3 separate regions of the Homo sapiens genome follow, and regions 1 and 2 are each linked to region 3. A link is a contact called in ENCODE Hi-C or POLR2A ChIA-PET data. All regions are on one chromosome and are shown on one strand. Each heading gives the region's core, a stretch centred on a gene start or an enhancer-like site at or near the end of the contact. The rest is flanking DNA. Distances are from core to core; before and after follow the strand shown. Region 1 overlaps LOC124904219 (a long non-coding RNA gene). Region 2 has its middle 45 kb from the start of MTF2. Region 3 holds the start of EVI5 (ecotropic viral integration site 5).

What was found. A loop is a pair of places that touch in the nucleus more often than their neighbours do. ChIA-PET counts read pairs that join two places held with the same protein, here RNA polymerase II (POLR2A). Pooled maps may share reads with other maps.
Region 1: a loop to region 3 is called in a pooled map, with 3 times the contacts of the local background. The contact joins the enhancer-like site here to the promoter of EVI5 in region 3. A Hi-C loop is called at or near these places in 1 of 37 single-sample maps with no recorded cell type and 6 of 50 pooled maps. POLR2A ChIA-PET finds 5 or more read pairs at or near these places in 2 of 52 experiments (Caco-2 and naive thymus-derived CD8-positive, alpha-beta T cell).
Region 2: a pooled map shows a loop between it and region 3 (2.8-fold over the local background). The contact joins the enhancer-like site here to the promoter of EVI5 in region 3. A Hi-C loop is called at or near these places in 6 of 50 pooled maps. POLR2A ChIA-PET finds 5 or more read pairs at or near these places in 2 of 52 experiments (OCI-LY7 and activated B cell).

The regions. Positions count from the first base shown.
Region 1 is chr1:92,980,093-92,983,058 of GRCh38, reverse strand. The region is part of intron 1 of LOC124904219 (a long non-coding RNA gene); the gene reads right to left. Among named protein-coding and RNA genes, the nearest start is that of DIPK1A, 20 kb to the right of the region's middle. Within about 2 kb of position 1,643, at least 5 of the 41 ENCODE cell types and tissues checked have a DNase peak (open chromatin) inside an H3K27ac peak, as active enhancers do.
Region 2 is chr1:93,032,270-93,035,523 of GRCh38, reverse strand. No RefSeq gene overlaps it. Among named protein-coding and RNA genes, the nearest start is that of MTF2, 45 kb to the left of the region's middle. Within about 2 kb of position 1,628, at least 4 of the 41 ENCODE cell types and tissues checked have a DNase peak (open chromatin) inside an H3K27ac peak, as active enhancers do; they include OCI-LY7, where a contact is called at or near this core.
Region 3 is chr1:92,783,579-92,786,805 of GRCh38, reverse strand. It overlaps EVI5 (ecotropic viral integration site 5), which reads left to right and starts at 1,698. Exons shown (of 20, transcript NM_001350197.2): 1 at 1,698-1,970. RefSeq lists an enhancer at 1,298-1,577 and a silencer at 1,848-2,117.

The DNA of each region.
Region 1 (2,966 bases), core at 394-2,893, 200 kb before region 3:
TCTATTTACTTGTCCAAATCTGTCAGAGGAATCACCATCTACGGCAGCTATTGCCTTAAGAAATGTATTTCTTAAATAAGACTGAAAATTTTGAAGTAAATCAAAATTACTTTTTTTTTTTTTTTTGAGACGGTGTCTCACTCTGTCACTCAGGCTGGAGTGCAGTGGTATGATCTCAGCTCAGCCTTGACCTCCCAGGCTCAGGTGATCCTCAGCCTCCCTGGCAGCTGGGACTACAGGTGCACACCACCACTTCTGGCTAATTTTTGTATTTTTTGTAGAGATAGCTTTTTGCCATGTTGCCCAGGCTGGTCTTGAGCTCCCGGGCTCAAGTAATCTGCCTGCCTTGGCTTTCCAAAGTGCTGGGATTACAGGAGTGAGCCACTGCACCCGGCCCCAAGTTACTTCTTGATCCATGGGCTGCAGAATGAATGTTGTAAGCAGGCATGAAAACATTCATCTCCTTGTACATCTTCATCAGAAGTCTTGGGAGACCAGGTGCATTGTCAAGAGCAGTAATATTTTTAAAATAATATTTTTTTCTTAGCAGTAGGTCTCAACAGTGGGCTTAAAATATTTAGTAAACTAGGTTGTAATCGTATGTGCTGTCATCCAGGTTTTGTTGTTCCATTTACAGGGCACAGATAGAGTAGATTTGGCATAATTCTTAATTGCCCTAGAATTTTCAGGCTGGTAGATAAGCATTGGCTTCAACTTAAAGTCACCAGCTGCATTAGCCCCTAACAAGACAGTCAGCCTGTTTTTTGAAGATTTGAAGTCAGGCATTGACTTCTCTCTATCTATTAAAGTCCTAGGTGACATCTTTCCCAATGTAAGACTGTTCTGCCTACCCTGATAATCTGTTGTTGGCCAGCCGTGGTGGTTCACGCCTGTAATCTCAGAACTTTGGGAGGCCAAGGCCGACAGATTGCTCGAGTCCAGTTGTTTAAGACCAGCCTGGGCAACATGGCGAAACCCTGTCTCTACAAAAAAATGCAAAAATTAGCCAAGCATAATGGCACGGGCCTATAATCCCGGTTACTTATGAGGCTGAGATGGGAGGATCACCTGAGCCCAGGAAGTTGAGGCTGCCGTAAGCCATAATTGCACCACTGTACTCCAGCCTGGGCGAGAGAGGGAGACTCTGTCTCAAAAAAAAAAAAAAAAAAAGAAAGAAAGAAAAGAAAAGAAAAGAAAAAGAAAAAAGAAAGAAAGAAGAGAAAAGAAAATTTGGGCTGGGCACCGTGGGTCATGCCGCTAATCCCAGCACTTTGGGAGACTGAGGTGGGCGGATCACTTGAGGCCCGGAGTTCAAGACCTGCCTGGGCAACATGGCGAAACCCTGTCTCTATGAAAAATACAAAAATTAGCTGGGTGTGGTGGCTCAAGCCTGTAATTCCAGCTACTCAGGAGGCTAAGGTGAAAGGATCACTTGAACCTGGGAGGTGGAGGTTGGAGTGAACTGAGATTGCGCCACTGCACTCCAGCCTGGGCAACAAGAGTGAAACTCCGTCTCAAAAAAAAAGAAAAGAAAAGAAAATCTGTTGTTTAGTGTAGTCTTAGATCTTTGCTAGATCTTCTAGATAACTTGCTCAGCTTCTACGTCAGTGGTTACGGCTCCACCTTGTGCTTTTACATGATGGAGGTGGCATCTTTAAACCTCACAAACCTCATGAACTAACCTCTGTTAACTTTTCTTCTGGAGCTTTCTCATCTCTCTCACCCTTCATAGAATGGAAGAGAGTTAGAACCTTGCTCTGGATTAGGCTTTAGCTGATTTAATCTTCCATCCAGATCACTAGAGTTTTCTCCATATCAGCAATAAGACTGTTCTACTTTCTTACCATTCATGTGTTCACTGGAGTAGCACTTTTAACTTCCTTCAAGAACTTTTCCTTTGCGTTTACAACTTGGCTAACTGTTTGTGCAAGAGGCCGAGCTTACAGCCTATCTCAGCCTTTGACATTACTTCCTCACTAAGCTTAATCATTTCTAGCTTTTGATTTAAAGTGAAAGACCTGTGACTCTTCCTTTCACTTGAACACTTATAGGTCATTCTAGAGTTATTAATTCACCTAATTCCAATATTGTTGTGCCTCAGGGAATAGAGAGGCCCTAAGAGAGAGAGACAGACAGGGGAGTGGCCAGTCAGTGGAACAGTCAGACCACACATAACATTTTTGGATGAAGGTCTCTGTCTTATATGGGTACGGTTCATGGTGTCCCAAAACAATAACAATAGCACTGTAAAAGATCACTGGTCACCGTAACAGATATAATAATAATGAAAAAGCTTGAAATATTGCCTGAATTACCAAAATGTGACAGAGACACAAAGTGAGCACATGCTGTTAGAAGCATTGTGCTGGCAGACTTGCTCAACACAGAGTTGCCACAAACCTTCAACTTGTAAAAATCACAGTATCTGCAAAGTGCAATAAAACAAAGCATGCCTGTGCCTAATATGTCCCCAGTTGTCAATAAAAGAGAAAACTTAGGGGCTAGTTTTGGTCCTTGAGCAGCATCTTACAGGGCCAATTTAACTAAAGAATTAACACTACATTCACAGCAAATCACATGAGAAGAAATAATAAATAGTGCACATATAAAAAAGATTCACACTCTGAGTTCTAATTAGGAAAATAATTATTAAAACAAAAGGAGGCTGGCTGGGTGTGGTGGTTCACGCCTGTTATCCTGGCACTTAGCGAGGCCAAGGTGGGCAGATAGCTTGAGCCCGGGAGTTCGAGACTAGCCTGGGCAACATGGTGAAACCCCATCTCTACAAAAAAATATAAAACAGCCAGGAGTGGTGACACATGCCTGTAGTCCCAGTTGCCCGAAGGGCTAAGGCAGGAAGATCACTTGAGCCCAGTAGGTTGAGGCTGCAGTGAGTTGTGATAGGGCCACTGCATTCCAGCCTGGGTGATAGAGTAAGGCCTCGACTCAAAACAAAAACAAAAACA
Region 2 (3,254 bases), core at 379-2,878, 250 kb before region 3:
GGAGGTTGGAGCATATTTTTCCATGGAGAACTCCCTCTCCAGGCGTATCTGTACTCTATGTATTGAAGTGTTTTCATGCTAAGTAGATTTTTTGTTTGTTTTCGGAGATAGTGTCTTACTCTGTCACCCAGGCTGGAGTACAGTGGCTCGAACACCAGGCTGGAGTGCAGCCTCGATTCCCCAGGCTCAAGCGATCCTCTTGTTTCAGCCTCCTGAGTAGCTGGGACCACAGGCAAGCACCACCATGCCCAGCTAATTTTTTGACTTTTTTTGTAGAGACAGTGTTTCACTATGTTGCCCAGGCTGGTATTGAACTCCTGGGCTCAAGCAATCCTCCCACCTCAGCCTCCTAAAATGTTGGGATTACAGGCATGAGCCACCATGCCTGGCCTAAGTAGATTTTTTAAATATTCTAATTTCTTCAAAATTAATCAGTGAAGAGTTGGGCATGGTAGCACACACTTATAGTCTCCGCTACCAGAGAGGCTGAGGAGGGAGGATTGCTTGAGGGCAGGAGTTCCAAGGCCTAGTTTGCTGTCATCATGCCTGTGAATAGTCACTGCCCTGCAGTCTGGGCAACATAGTGACACCTCATCTCTAGAAAAAAAAAAAAAAGTACTGTACTAAACAATAATCTTTTTTATCTTTTGTAAAAAAATTTTTTTAATCAAATATCTTGTCAATTTCCTCTGGCAAATTGCATTATTCATAATATACAAAAAGTAGAAACAACCCAAATGTACACCAACTGACAAATGGATGAATAACACATGGCATATCTGTAAAAGTGAATATTATTCGGCCATAAAAAATGAGTGAAACACTGCTACATGCTACAACAGGGGTGAACCTTGAAAACCTTATGCTTGGCCAGGCACAGTGATTCATATCTGTAATCCCAGCATTCTGGGAGTCAATGGTGAGAGGATCACTTCAGCCCAGGAGCTCAAGATCAGCTCAAGCAGTGCTCCCATCTCAGCCTCCCAAGTAGCTAGGACTACAGGCATGCACCACCATACCTGCCTAATTTATCAATCTTTCTTTCTGAGGTGATGAAAATATTCCCAAATTGACTGTGATGATGGCTGTACCTATATGTGAATATACTAAAAACCATTGAATTGTGCATTTTAAGTGAGTAAATTGTATGATATATGAATTATATCTCAGTAAAGCTGTTTTTAAAAAGTGCTAAAATATAAAGCTTTTCCCTTTCTTCTGAGCTCTTCCTGGATTTGCAGTGGTATTTTTTATTTGCTATTTAATGTTTTTCTGAATAAAGAAAAATTTAAATTTAAAACTATTACCATGAATTTTAATGTTCATCTTTCCGTTGTGCAATGCCGGTTTTAAATGAAAATATCAGAGTATTTAACTCATGCAGAATCAACAAAATTACACAATTTGTATATTGTAGCTTATACACACACATATGTTTTGTTCTTACTAGAACAGTAGAAACACTGCACAAAACTAACTCAACTGTTTTTATTTCACTTCTTGATTGCACGTGTTCCTCCTAGCACTATCTTCAGCTTACTGATGAGTAAGGAGGAACTGAAAGGGAAAGAAACTAAGAGCTGTTATCTTTCCCTTTCCTTATAGGGCATCATTTTCTGTGTAAGTGGTTGGCTAATACAGGGAAGCAACATAAGCAAGAATGAATATGACATGATTCCTTTGATAATTTTTTTTAGGATGCCTTTGCTTTCTCTCTGCAGTCAAAACAGGCTCCGGTTTGAATGGAAAACATGGCCTCTCAGGACTGTCAGTGCCTACTTATTTGTGGACATACATGCTAATCATGTACTTCCTTTGTGTCTGCTACATTTCTAGGCATTGTGGGTCTGTAGTGGAATTCTGTGTTCATGGAGCAAATCTGGAGAGCCATATGCAGACAGATTTAGTAACAAAGACTGGAAGGCACTCATGTATCTTCTCTGCTCATGCCATTGTCCCATTGAACATCACTTACAAAATATAAGTTCAAAAGTAAAATAACTAAGAATTTCAAAATGGAGACAGCAGAGCATTCAACCAAGTGCAAAGCTCTTCTGAGAGTGGACCCTGTGTGATTGCACAGGTTGCACACCTGTGAAGCCAACGCTGATTGAAATACGAGATTTCTAAATCATTTTAGATACATTTTTGGATAAGCAGTGCATCTGAGGGCATAACATTTCTTGAGTTCTAATCTTTCTTCCCAACTGAGTGACTTTGAGCAAATGACGTATTGTTTGGCAAGTTCTTGGAATTGAATTGGATGTTTTCATCTCTCCCTTATCCTGTCCTGACTTAAAAAACTAGAAGAGTGAATTGCTGAGTCATTTTGCTCAACTTGTCGAAGTGAAGAACAGATGGCCCTGTTCAAAAGGTTTTAACCCCCAAGAGGGCCTGTGGTTGACAGGGAACAGGGGAGGGGTTGAGCAGTTGGATGTTGCTGGGAGCATGGGGCATGCATGTAGCTCAACGGGGCATGCATCTGATCCAGATGTGCATCAGGTAAACCAAGAGAGGTCTGATACAAAGCTCTTCAACCTCCTAACCCTCTCTAAGAAGCACAGCAGAGCATCAGAATAAATGGATAGAAAGGTAGTTTGTAAATTAAAATTGCAAATGCTCAACGATAATAAATATTGCTTTTTATCTACATGTCATTTAATGGCCTTAATAAAGGTAATCTATACAGATTGCCTAAGAGAAATATTTAAATAACAAGTTATTTATAATACTTACTATTTAACCAGAAAAATACGTTAATCAGATTCATGAAGGTAAAGCACAGAACAACTCTAAGTTATTTTATAACTATGATAGTAATACAAGCTCAAAAATATTTACCGAATGTAGAATTAGAAAAAGGAATCTAATTTTGAAGAAAACACTTTAAGCTGTGGTGATGGGCTGCTAGACACTATCAAATGCAGTAAATTCTACCATCCATTGTTCTATTAGTAAGAAATGCCTGTTATCTGAACATTTCCCTTTTTAATCCGATACCATATAATTATCATAGGATTTCATATATTATTTCATTATTATAGGATTTCAATTCTGTGTTCATGGGGCAAATCTGGAGAGCCATATGAAGACCCTGGGACTCATGTAGTAATCCAAAATTTTTGAATGGTGACATTACATTCTATTTTATTTCAATGATATTATCACATTTCAGTGCTTTGAAGACTCAGTTTCTAGAATATCTTATTTATAATGTACACATGGTATTTGATTACCAACATATCCTATTCTCT
Region 3 (3,227 bases), core at 449-2,948:
AAGGCACCTGGCCATTCAGGGCTTGGTTAGTTAGGAGGGTTTTTTCTAAGAGAATGGGAAAGTGTTTAAGTGGTTTAGGCTGGGAAGTGACAGGGTCACACTGTTATTTTGAAAAAGTCACTCTGCCTGTTGTGTTGAGATTAGAGAGGGGATAAAGGGAATATGGGTAAACCACAAGAAGACTAGGTCAGTAATCCCTCCACCCCCACTCCCCAGGTGAAGGTAGCCTAGACTAGGGTGGTGATGGAGGAAATAGGAGAGGACAGATTCAAGGACCATTTGTAAGGGAAAAACCAATAGAATTTGCTGACGGATGGAATATAAGAGGGGAGAGGTACATTATCAAGGATGTAGCTTAGTTTTCTTATACAAGGATTGAGTTGCAATAAAATTGTTAATTGAAATTTCTTTAAATAATGGCACAACCTAAAGTTATGCAAACATATGCCTCAGATAAAAGTTCAAGTTTTCAAAGTTTTTAGCTGGGTGGAGGGCATGGCTTTACTTCCTATTTCTTGGTATTTCCTAATCTTGTTGAAAAAAAAGTAAGGTTTTTTTTTTTTTTTTTTTCTGAAATGCTTAGTTCAGTGGAAACCCATCTGCGAATTCTGTCTTATAAATTTAAATTTAAAAATAGGGATACTAATTTCTAGACAAATAATTCCGGAGTTTCTTGTGCTGCTAATTATTATAATTTTTGTCCCTTTTTTTTTTTGAGACAGAGTATCGTTCTGTCGCCCAGGCTGGAGTGCAGTGGCGCGATCTTGGCTCACTGCAACCTCCACCTCCGTGGTTCAAGCAATTCCCCTGCCTCAGCCTCCAGAGTAGCTTGGCTGGGAGTACAGGCGCACGCCACGACGCCGGGCTATTTTTTTTTTTTGTATTTTTAGTAGAGACGGGGTTTCACCATGTTGGCCAGATTGGTCTCCAACTCCTGACCTCAGGCAATCCGCCCGCCTCGGCCTCCCAAAGTGTTGGGATTACAGGTGTGAGCCACCGCGCCCGGCTGTCACTTCTAAACATATAATGAAAGTAATCTGTATTGCCTTTTTACTTTTTCTTGCCTGCTTTTCCTGGACCAGAAATTAATAGGCTGTTTCCGTCCCAAACAAAGTACTTTCCTTCTAAGAATGTCTTCGTTGACGCTGGAGGGCTGCCCGGCTGAATCTTACGTATTCGTGCCCATGTTCTGCCCCCTGCAGTAGTCTGCATAAACCCAATGCGAAGACACGTGTAAGAGTACATTACAATTACAAGTGTCATTTACGCGTTGATTATTGTTTTTGCGAGTGCCCTAAGGCCACCTCTGGGGGAGCTCGGGGCTGCCTTCCGAAGCATGCGCGTCAGCACCGCGTGCCAGGGCCCTGAAAGTCAGGCTCCGCGTCGGTGCGGCAGCGCGAGGCCTGCAGTCCTAAGCTCGGGGTCGCTTCGGGCCCCCGAGGGGGTGTGTCTTCTACCGTTTTAACATGGAAGGGGCGGTTCCAGTGGCCGGGGAAGTCGGCGACTTGCAGGACTGAAGGCTGGTGCTTTGAAAGAGAGGCGGAGGGCGAGAGCGATTTCCCCGCCTCCTCTGCACTCCGTCCAATCCCTTCGCCTTCTCCTTTTCTCGGCCGGCCCGCCCGGCCCCTAACCTGCTCCAACCCATTCTGCGGTAGAGGCTGCCGGGTCTCTTTAAGGCCCTCCCGCGCCTGCGCCTTGGGCTCTCCTGACGCGGCCGGGCCGGACCCCGGAGGAACCAGCTGGCCAGCTGGCAAGGGGCTGGCTGCAGTTCCGACAGCGGCGGTGCCGGGAGGGGTAGGTGAGGGTCGCGAGGCGGCCCTGAGCTTCTGAGTGAGCGTGGTGCTTTTGGGAACTCGGGACGGGCGACCCGTGGAGCCAGGAGCGGGGCCGAGGCGCTGAGACGCGGCGGCGCGGCTGCCGGCTGGATGGGAAGTTAATGTTTACGGCGAAGTCTACTCAACGTTTCCAAGGTGAGGGGCGCTGCGCCAGGCCGGGCGGGCCGGGAGGCCGGGCGGGCGGTGAGTCCGTGTTCCGCTGGCGCACAGCTGGGCCGAGGCGCGGCGGGCGGGGGCCGCCGCAAGTTTTGCTGTGGGAGCGGGGCGGGCGCGCCTGGCCCCGCCAGGGCCTAAGTTCCCTGCACTCGCTTCCTCGCCTGTCGCCGCCGCCGCCGCCCGCAGCCCTCCTTCTCGTGGGCGCTGGGGAAGAAACTCGTCGGCGGGTCTAACTGTGGCGTCCCAGGGCGGTGGAGGGACGGAGCAGCTTCGGGGGCACGTCCTCGTAAATCCCGTGGAGGACACTGACCCTGCACCCCACCCTCGAGGCCAGAAGTCGGTTCCCTTTGGGGACCTGAGGGGCGAGAGCACTCGCCCCCCTGACTTGCAAAGTTGGCGTCTTTACTTGGCCTCCGGGATTCTGCGCATGGCGTGTCTCCAGGCTGCTGATGGGCAAGACAGATGTGCCAGGTCCAGAATGAACTTGAGAAGAGTTTGTAGCCATTCCTGAATCACCTTATGACTAGTGGGGCAAGCCTCAAATTAACCTCAGGATTTCCGGTAGGTTGGATTGTGGTGTTGGTGTTTCCACTCAAAAGAGTTGCTGTGATTTCCCTGTGTCTGTCTGTCTGTCTGTCTTTGGGGCTTCTTAGATCATCTCATTTGGCATCCTTTCACCCAAGAGTTAAACCAAGCCTTTTGGAATGGTTTCCTCGCTTTCCTCCTATCTATTGCTGGTAGAGCTGCTTTCGAAAAGAAGTATTTTCTTGAAGTGGTATCTTTTCTTTGGGTTACAGTGTTGAATAATAAACTCCTTTCTTTGCCGAAAGAATGAATTCCAGTGCTTACTGAAGTTAAAGAAAAGTGATCTGCTGGTAGTTTTTAATCTTTGTTCTGAGCTGATGTAAGTAACTTTTTTTGTTTTAAAATTTTGTTAGTAGAATTTCACCAGTGTACCAGAAGCTCTTTTTCTTTTTCTTTTCTTTTCTTTTTTTTTTTTTTTTTTGACAGGGAGTCTCGCTCTGTCGCCAGACTGGAGTGCAGTGGCGACGTTGGTTCACTGCAACCTCCACCTCCTGCGTTTAAGCAATTCTCCTGCCTCAGCCCCGCGAGTAGCTGGGACTACAGGCGCGCGCCACCACTCCCAGCTAATTTTTGTATTTTTAGTAGAGATGAGGTTTCACCATGTTGGCCACGATGGTCTTGATCTCTTGACCTCGTGTTCCACCCGCCTCA